Linked DNA regions of Homo sapiens: region 1 is linked to region 2. The links are chromatin contacts, found by Hi-C or POLR2A ChIA-PET in ENCODE. All regions are on one chromosome and are shown on one strand. Each heading gives the region's core, a stretch centred on a gene start or an enhancer-like site at or near the end of the contact. The rest is flanking DNA. Distances are from core to core; before and after follow the strand shown. Region 1 has its middle 96 kb from the start of TMEM17. Region 2 has its middle 140 kb from the start of TMEM17.

The links. A loop is a pair of places that touch in the nucleus more often than their neighbours do. ChIA-PET counts read pairs that join two places held with the same protein, here RNA polymerase II (POLR2A). Pooled maps may share reads with other maps.
Region 1: a loop to region 2 is called in a map of Caco-2, with 7 times the contacts of the local background. The contact joins two enhancer-like sites. A Hi-C loop is called at or near these places in 3 of 168 maps with a recorded cell type or tissue (Caco-2, endothelial cell of hepatic sinusoid and ovary), 9 of 37 single-sample maps with no recorded cell type and 4 of 50 pooled maps. POLR2A ChIA-PET finds 5 or more read pairs at or near these places in 6 of 52 experiments (Caco-2, GM10248, GM12878 and 3 more).

The regions. Positions count from the first base shown.
Region 1 is chr2:62,408,097-62,412,968 of GRCh38, reverse strand. No RefSeq gene overlaps it. Among named protein-coding and RNA genes, the nearest start is that of TMEM17, 96 kb to the left of the region's middle. RefSeq lists enhancers at 775-964, 1,236-1,995, 2,927-3,006, 3,247-3,336, 4,812-4,861. Within about 2 kb of position 2,753, at least 26 of the 41 ENCODE cell types and tissues checked have a DNase peak (open chromatin) inside an H3K27ac peak, as active enhancers do; they include GM12878, where a contact is called at or near this core.
Region 2 is chr2:62,360,897-62,365,620 of GRCh38, reverse strand. No RefSeq gene overlaps it. Among named protein-coding and RNA genes, the nearest start is that of TMEM17, 140 kb to the left of the region's middle. RefSeq lists enhancers at 2,479-2,979, 2,980-3,480. Within about 2 kb of position 2,405, at least 2 of the 41 ENCODE cell types and tissues checked have a DNase peak (open chromatin) inside an H3K27ac peak, as active enhancers do; they include GM12878, where a contact is called at or near this core.

The DNA.
Region 1 (4,872 bases), core at 1,504-4,003, 47 kb before region 2:
TGAGGCAGGAGGACTGCTTAAGGCTAGGGGTTCAAGACCAGCCTGGGCAACACACCAAGACCTTATCTCTGAAAAAAAAAAAAAAAGTTGTAGCTCATCAATTACCCTATCTGAAATAGCCCTGAATCCCCTGCCTTATTTTCCTTTATTGCACTTGTTACTACATCCCATTATATTTTACATGTATGTGTTTAATATTTGCCTCCCTAGTTAAAATGTAAAGTGCATGAAAGGAGACATTTTTATTTATAGTCAGGTCCGCAGATCTTAGGACAGTGCCTGGCACATAATAAAAGCACAATAAATATTTGTTGAATGAGTCTTAGAGTTGAGTCAAACATCAGATAGCAGGTATTTCTACTGGGCAAATGTGGACTCACCCCAGAGGTGTGTAGAAGAGGGTGCAGAGTCTGGAGTAGTTTGGGGTGTAGGTGTCGGGGGAGAGGCAATTGTCTCGGGTGGAAACAAAATCCATGGCTTGTGCCCCTGCAGTTGCAAACACCATGAGTAGACGACAGAGAGAGAGAGAGAGAGAGAGAGAGAGGGAGGGAGGGAGGGGGAGAGAAAGAGAGAGAGAGAGAGAGAGAGAGGGAGGGAGGGAGGGGGGGAGAGAGATTGAGAGAGAGAGAGAGAGAGAGAGAGAGAGAGAGAGAGAGAGAGAGAGAGAGAGAAAACTAATTGTAATTCCTACTCATAGCCACAAGATGGCACTATTGCTCAGAGTCTTTACTCTGAAAAGCCGAATCTAGCAGAATCTAGCAGTCTAGTTTGGGATTCCTTGCTTCTCTCCGTCTCCTCCCGTTTCTCTCTCCGCTTTCCTCTCTTTTGTCTTCCTCTCCCTTCGTTTTTAAACACTGCTTTTATGGTGGACTTGAGCAATAGTATAGGAGAAGCCATTGGTGCTCAGAGAGAGATCCCCGAGATGGATATTTGGCCACACTAGGCACAATGGTTTGCTCACTGAGCACGGCCGGAAGGCCTGGCTTCACCAGCTTCCTCTTCTCTCTGGCCAGAACCCACAGCCTTGCTGTTCTGGACCTGGCCCGTGGCTTGGGAAGCCTCCAGGGACAATCTTGCTTCTCCCTCCCTTACTCCATCCTCCCCACCCCATAACATGCTTATCTGGGAAGCACCTGCCCTCAGATCTGGTTCCAGGGGTCCTTGCTTTCCACTTGAGAAACTGTAAACACGCACAGAATGTCTCCTGGTGGGGGTTCTGAGGCCTTTTCCTCCCTGGTATTTTAGCCTAAGGAAAAAGCATTCAGTGGTGTGGGGATGGTGGGTGGAGCTTGCGGTATTTTTCTAAGACTTTTGCAGTTGGGGAACAAATCTCCAGGGAAGGGGCAGGGCCTCGGGCTAATTCCAGTACAGTAGGATCAGGGCCATGAAAACATCACACAAAGGAAACTTCAAAGCTCTTCCCCAGTCTGAATGGGCAGGGCCTGCTGAGAGGTCAGATGTTAACCTGATCCAAATGCCCTCTTGCTTTCAGGTGCCCCTCGCAGGCCTGCACACCCCTAGGGGATCCACCCTCTCCCAGGTCAGAATTCCACAGGGCCCTGAAGCTTCCTTACGCAGTGCTCCCCATCCCTGTGCTTGAAGCAAAGCCAGGGAGGGCAGAGCCCAGAAGTTGGGATCTGGTTCTGACTGTTCTCTGGCCTTAGGAGTAGAGGCCAATTTCATCTCTGCAAAGTGAGGCTGGGGCTGAGGAATGAAATTACACCTTCATCCCGCTCAGTCCTGCCTCATCCCCAAACCTTGCCAAACCCTGACACAGCTACTTTGCAGGGAGTGGTGAGAATTAGGAATGCTGCAAGGTCACTTAGGGTGATCATTAGGACAGTCATTAATTTCTGAGGCCTAAGAGTGACTAATTTATCTCTGATAGACACAGGGATCAAAGGAGAGTATTTATGGCTTAGAAACAAACCTCCCATTCTTTCCCCTGCTATAATAAATAATAAAAAGCTCCCAGGCCTCCCTCCCTTGTCCATCTCTTCCCTGCCCCTTCCTCTCTGTCTTAACTGTCCCTGCACAAAAATTAACCCTACTCTTGCTTCTCTGTACTCTTCCCCTTCCTTCTGTAAGAACCAGAGAGGGGAAGAGAATTAGCTGGCCCTGAGAGCTTCAGCTGCAACTGTGCTGTGGAGTGAGGGGTGCTGATCCCAGGGGAGGACATAAGCCAGGCCAAGAGTGGGCTCTCCCTGGGCATTTACCATGTTTACTTTCCTAAGTATGTATACCAGGGCCTGGTTAGGCTAGAAAGCAGACTGTCACCAGGTTTATTAGCTGTGTGACCTTGAGCAAGCTACTTTTTTAAAGCCTCAGTTTCCCAATCTATAAAAGAAGGATAATAATAGCATCACAGACTGGCTTATGAGAATGACATAAGATAAAATATATAAAGTGCTCAGCACAGAGCCTGATGCAAAATAATGGCCACCACATTTACCAGGACCTCAACATCCTTATTTTATTTCCAAGAACTTGAGGCTGCAGTACAAACTGAGTCCTTCACTTTCTGTTGTAGCCTCTGGGAGACGCCAAAGTGAGGATGGGTGTGGCCCTCCAAGGACGCTGGACCCCTGCTGTAACAAGACACAGATCACACGGGAGGGGTTCTCAGCCTTAAGGATGCCGTGAGGTGGGCCTAGATCATGGCTTCTCACCGCCGCACTACTGACAGACCATTCTTTGTGGTGAGGCTTTGTTCTGTGCATTGTAGGCTGTTTCGCAGCATCTCCGGCCTCTGTTCACTAGATGCCAGTAGCAGCCTTCTAGTCATGACTATCAAAAATGCCTTTAGACATTGTCAGATGTCTTCTGGGGGACAAAACTGCCCTTAGTTGAGGGGCACTGGTCCAGGAAGGTGGGAAACATAGGGGCAAACCTGGCAGGGGTGAGGAAGCAGGTATGAGCCTGCGCACAAGAGCCCCTCCTACCCTGGGCAGGGCTCAGGCAGACCCTCAGCTGACTGTGGAGATTGGCCCTGGAAGACGAAGTTCTCTCTAGTAAGGCCATGGCCTTGCTTCCTCAAGAGCTGATGCCCTGCTTGGACATGGACCCCTGGATTCCCCCCAGCCCAAACCAACATACACAACCCTGTCCAGCCCCAGGAGTGCTGGCCAAGAAACAGTGCCCTGGTGGCACAGAATGCTCACTAAATGGACCCTGGGTCCATTCTCATCTCAGGGCAGAGCATGGAGCCAGGCTGGCCCTGCCACTCATGCACTGTGTGGCCTTGGGCAAATTGTTTCACCTCTCTGTGCCCCAGGATCCTTATCTGTAAAAATACCTTCCTAGGCAGGTTGTTGTGAGGATTAAATGACTTCATATTTCTAACATACTTAGAAGAGAGCCTGACTCATAGCAAGCACTAAGTGTTTGTTAAAGAAGCCAAAACCCAAAAAGAAGCTGCTGCAGACCAGGCGATGATGCAGCGTTGTGTATGTCAGAGGGTGCCTCAGCTATGACCTAAGGTCCAGGAGCTGTGTTTCCAAGGGCCTCTGGCCATTTGTATCTGGGTGTGGTGGGTGTATCTGGGGTCCCTGCAGCATCTCCCCTATTGGAGGTGGTTGTTCTTAGGAAAGTTCATTTTGACCAGAGAGAATACTCAGTGCAGTGGGCTCCAGAACTTCTCACTTGACAGCCCCTGGGAATTTCTTTGACTTGAGGGTGCTGGGAGAAAAGTCTTTTCCTCTACCAACTTAGGTTTGAGGAGGGGGTTTGTGAAATGACTCACAATAGACATACGAACGGGAAAAAAGACGAGGTCTATTCATATGTGGGAGCACTCGGTAATAAGTACCTTGCTGTACAGCCAGAGGTAAAGGTTTAAATACCAACTTAGCAAAAGGGAGGCAATGACAGCTTCGGAGGCTGGAAGGGTCTGATGGGGCTTGTTTACATAGTGTTTGGGAATGTACCAGTGCCCAAGGCCAGTCACCTCCCTGACTGGAGACCTCTGGGGGTGGAGATGAGGAGAAAACTCTGTTTTAGCCAGGTAGGGGTTCACTGGTGATTTCTTTTTTTTTTTTTTTCTTTTCCTTTTCCTTCTTTTATTCTCAGACCTCACAGGGATGGATCTTTTTCTTCCCTTTTTTCTTATTTTTCTTTTCTCACCCTCCCCCAATTCAGATTTCTTTTTGCATCTATTGTTGAAGCATCTGTTGTTGGATTTTGGTTGCTTAAAGGGAAGTACCTTCAATTTGCTGGGAAGAGAGAAGGAGCGAGGGAAGGAGCTGTTGAGTGAGCTGCTGTGATCTTTTGGGAACCCTAATATTTCCTGTCTGGCAGAGGAGGCAAAACCCCAGTCCAGAAGCCTCCCCAAACACGCAGTGGGAAAAACCACTTAGAGTTGCCAAGTGCTTTGCATGAGTTATCTATTGCTATGTAACAAATTGCCCTGAAACAGCAGCCTCAACAGCAAAACGTGTGTCATCTCTAATGGTAACTTAGAGTCAGGAATTTGGACGCGACTAAGGTGAGTTGTTCTGGTTCAGGGTCTCTCATGAGGTTGCGGTCAAGATATTAAGCAGAGCTGCTGTCACGTGAGGGCTTGATATGAGGCGGGAGGATTCACGTCCAAGATGGGTCCTCACATGGCTGTTGGCAGGAGGCGTCAGTTCCTCACCTCTGGGACCTCTGAGAGGGCTGCGTGAACATCCTTACAACACAGCAGCTGGCTTCCATAGTGAGCAGCCCAAGGCAGAAACTAATGCAGGCTAATCACCGTGTCTTTCTTAAGCTAGCCTCGAAGGCATATGCCATCACTTCTGCTGTACTTGTGGGCCATGCAGACCGACCCTGATGCAATGTGGCAGGAGACCATTCAAGGGCCTGAAAACCAGGAGATCAGGATCACTGAGAAAC
Region 2 (4,724 bases), core at 1,156-3,655:
AGCCTTCCATGATGTAACCCCAACCCTTGTTTTGGTGTATATCCCCTCTGCCCTATGTTCTTACAGCTCTACCTGTAAAACTAACAGTATAGACTGAAAACTCTCTCTTAAATCCTTACCCACATGGAATGTTAATGAGAGAGAAGAAGAGGTGGGGGTAATCTACTTTAACACCTTATTATGTTACAGAAGAGAATGCTGAGGCCCAAAGAGACTGAATGCTCTACCCAAAGCCACACAGCAAGATAGGGAACCAGAGACCCCAACTTTTCTGATCCCGGATAAGGGCTCTTACCATTGCATATCTCTTCCTGTGCTGAAGTATCTCAGGCCCAGCTGTGGGGGTGCAAGCAGATTGTGCCTAATTGACACAGCCCAGGAGTGACAGCCACCGTTTGTCACAAAGCAAAAATATCTCAAGATGCTGGAGCAGGAAAGTACTTCCCGTGCCGGCAGCCCACTGGTCCTGAAGCACCGCATCCCCGAAAGGGGATACCCTTGTGTTCACCTTGTCGACAGGGAGCAGCCAGGTCTCTCTTTTGCTGTAATTGGGTTAGTCTTGTGGGTTGGCCCCCCTCTCAGTTGTCAAAAGAGATTATACAGAAATGCACTGCTGCACTGACCATAGCTCAGGCACAGGCTGAGGCTGAAGCAGGAGGGAATTTTCAAATGCATTCGTTAATCACCCTAAGTAACTGCGTGCTGCCAGCTGCAGTCAGTTTTGCTCCAAAAAGAGCTCAGAGGTTTCCCTGTAAACTGCAGCTTCCTCAGGAAGGTCCGGAAGCTGGTGAGGGTCTGTACTCGCCTTGCCTATATCCCCATGCCTGAAGGGTGCATGACATTAAATCACAAATTAAAAACCGCTGTGACATGGAAGACCACAGAAGAAAGGAAAAAAGCTTTCCTCCTGTTTTTTGAATAAGGGGCCCTGCAGTTTCATTTTGCACTGGACCCCACAAATTACAAAAGTGGCCCTGACCCCAGCCCAGCAGTTTCTAACCTCTAATGAGTGAGAAGGAGAACATTCATTTTCTTAGAACCCCAGGGGAGTTGCTCTGGTTGAGTCCTGCACTGACCCAGGGTGGGGACCCAGGAAGCCCAACCGTGAGGCCTCTGAATTGGCACCTGAAGGCATCTGTGGACTCAAGTCTGTGAAGACCTCTGACAGTCCACTGTCAGAACCCAGAGGTTCTCCACTTCAGCAAGCAAAAAAAGTACCTGGAGAGCATGTTAGAAATGCAAACTCTGCCGGGCGTGGTGGCTCACGCCTATAATCCCAGCACTTTGGGAGCCTGAGGTGGGCAGATCACTTAAGGTCAGGAGTTCAAGACCAGTCTGGCCAACATGGTGAAACCCTGTCTCTATTAAGAATACAAAAATTGGCTAGGCACGGTGGCTCACGCCTGTAATCCCAGCACTTTGGGAGACCGAGGCGGGCAGATCACAAGGTCAGGAGATCGAGACCATCCTGGCTAACACGGTGAAACGCTGTCTCTACTAAAAATACAAAAAATTAACCGGGCATGGTGGTGGGCACCTGTAGTCCCAGCTACTCAGGAGGCTGAGGCAGGAGAATGGCGTGAACCCGGGAGGCGGAGGTTGCAGTGAGCCCAGATTGTGCCACTGCACTCCAGCCTGGGTGACAGAGCGAGACTCCATCTAAAAAAAAAAAAAAAAAAAAATACAATTAACCAGGCGTGATGGCGGGTGCCTGTAGTCCCAACCACTCAGGAGGCTGAGGCAGGAGAATCACTTGAACCTGGGAGGTGGAGGTTGCAGTAAGCTGGGATCACACCACTGCACTCTAGCCTGGACAACAGACTCTGTCTCAAAAAAACAAACAAAAAAAGAGACCAGCCTGGCCAATATGGTGAAACTCTGTCTCTACTAATAATACAAAAATTAGCCAGGCATGGTGCTGCATGCCTGTAGTCCCAGCTACTCGGGAGACTGAGGCAAAAGAATCGCTTGAACCCGGGAGGCGGAGGTTGCAGTGAGCTGAGATCACGCCACTGCACTCCAGCCTGGGCAACAGAGCGAGACTCCATCTCACAAAAAAAAGAAAAGAAAAGAGAAATGCAAGCTCTCAGATCCTTGTTCCAGAGATTCTGACTTAGTAAGTCTGTGTGAGGGGAGTTGGAGGGGGATGGCTGAGATTTGCATTTCTAACTTCCTTCAGGTGCACCAAAAGATGAGGCTATAGTCTGTGGTCTATGCTTAGCGTTACACTGGTAACCCCTTTGTTTCACAGATGAGGCAACAGGGACCAGGGACTGAGGTGCTCACCCAGTGAACTCAGTCCTCCTGGACAGGCACTGTGAAGGCGCACTCTGCACACTCAGGCAGCACCTCCTACTGTGTCACGCCAGCTCTAGGGGAGTCTGAGGAAGGATGGCATGAGTTAGCGTCATGGTCTGAAAGTTTCCATAAATGCTTGTAGAGACAATGCGTATCCTAGAACTGAATGCTCCCCTCCTCGTGTCACCCTCTGACATATTAGGTAAGGCAAGCAGCACTGGGGAACAGAAAGATCACCCTTCATCTGCTTTGAGCCTCAGTTTCCTTAATAACAGCCAATATTCATTACACTTATCAGGCATTTCACATGCACTAATCCTCTCCACAAACCTATGGCATAAGTTCTATTATTATCCTCATTTTACAGAGAAGGAAACTGAGACTCAGAGTTTAGGTAATTTGACTAGAGTCATGTACCAGTGTGCAGAGGCGGGGCTTGAACAAATGCACTATGACTCAATAGCCCCAGCTCCTCTCCACCCTAAAGAAACTACGTTGTTGGAAGCCAGTGACTAGGGCTGTCCTGCTGGAGGTCCTCCCATTGCTGGTGCTTTAGCCCTCCCACATTCCTGGCCCAGCTCCACCCGCAGTTCCCGGTAAAGATTCCTCTCAGGTGTGCTGCAGCACTGCCCTCTGGCCCTCGTCAGGCAGCCCTCTGGGTCTGGTCCCATCACCTGGCCCTCAGCCAGTGCTCCTTGAGTGCAGCGCTGGCCTCCATGGGTGAGGGGTTCCTGGCCTCGGCCCTGTGCTCTAGAGGGCCTTGCTCCACCCTTACCAGTCGGGTGGAGAGTCTGTGGAGGGCCGAGGACCTGAAGCCCCTCCTCTAGAATGCTATGGGTACCTGCGACCCTAGAATTCCCTGCACTAATGTCCCTGAGCTATTCCCAGGGCTTGCTGGGGTTTGTCCCCTGGCCCACCTTCCCAAGAGCAACACTGGGCTCATAGGTAGCACTTGCCAAATGCATGCACCCTCTAGGCCTATGTCCAGGAGTGTGGAGTGGGGGGTGGGCAGAACTGACATGAGAGCTGGGGTGTCCACAGAGATGGACTTGAGGCCCTTCCAGGTTCAGGATGAAGAGCAGGTAGGAAGAGAAGATGGCTGGGCCACTAACTGGGGGCCACTTTTCCAGCAGTGCCATTATATTAGTTACCTATTGTTGCGTAACAAATGACCACCAACTTACAGCTTAAAATGGCACATATGTATTATCTCACAGTTTCTGTGAGTTAGGAATATGGGCAGGGCTTAGCCAGGCTCTCTGTTTCAGAGTCTCTCAGGAGGTGTTGTCTGGGGCTGCAGTCTCATCTCAAGGCTTGATTGGGGAAGGATCTGCTTCTACATCCATGTGGTCGTTAGCAGCATTTCAGTTCCTTGAGGGTTGCTGGACTGAGGGCCTCAGTTCCCTGCTGGCTATTGGCTGGAGGCTGCCCTCATTCATTAGTAATATGGATCCCTGGAACAAGGCAACTTGCTTCATCAAAGCCAGGAAGAGTGGGCATCTGCTAGCAAGAGAGAAGCCACTGTCTTATATCACCTAATCATGAATGGAACATCCCATTACCTTTGCCGTATTCTGTAGGTTAGAAGCAGCTCATGGGTCTTGCCCACACTCAAGAGGAGGGGATTACATAAGGATGTAAATGTCAAAGGTGGGAATCACTGCATGTCATCTTAGAAGCTGCCTGCCACAGCCATATCCAAGCACAGAATGCCAAGAAATCAGAAAGAGTTCTACATTCAAACCTGGCTTTCTTAATTCATTATGAAGTTATATATATAAAGGGGAGAGAATAGATAATATTTTAGTCAACAGTTTTTTTGTTTTAAGTCATCAGTTTCTTAGCTTGAGTTATACCTTTTAAATATTTAAAAGTGTATACACTTAAATATTTAAAAATATTAAGGCCAGGTGCGGCGGCTCACACCCGTAATCCCAGCACTTTGGGAGGCAGAGGCAGGTGAATTGCTTGAGCCCAGGAGTTTGAGAACTGCCTGGGAAACATGATGAAACCCCATCTCTACAAAATATAGAAAAAAAAAAAAATAGCCAGGCATGGTGGCACACACCTATAGTCCCAGCTACCTGAGAGACTAAATTAGGAGGATTGCTTGAGCCCAGGGAGGTTGGGCCTGCAGTGAGCTGAGATTGCGCCACTGCACTCCAGCCTGGGTGACAGAGTGAGACTTTGTCTCAAAAAAATGTAAATGAGGCAGAAAAAGAGGGAAGGTTAAAAAAATTTTTAATTAAAAATAAATATTTCAATATGTAATAGCAAGCTTACACTGATACTCTCATGCTGGCTCCATAAATGTTAGGGACAGGCCTGCTTCTGTACACATGTCTCGGCCACCACCTCAGACAGGGAAGACCTGTGGGCAGAGTCCTATCTGCTGACTTTTCGCCAACCACCCAAAGCCTAGCACA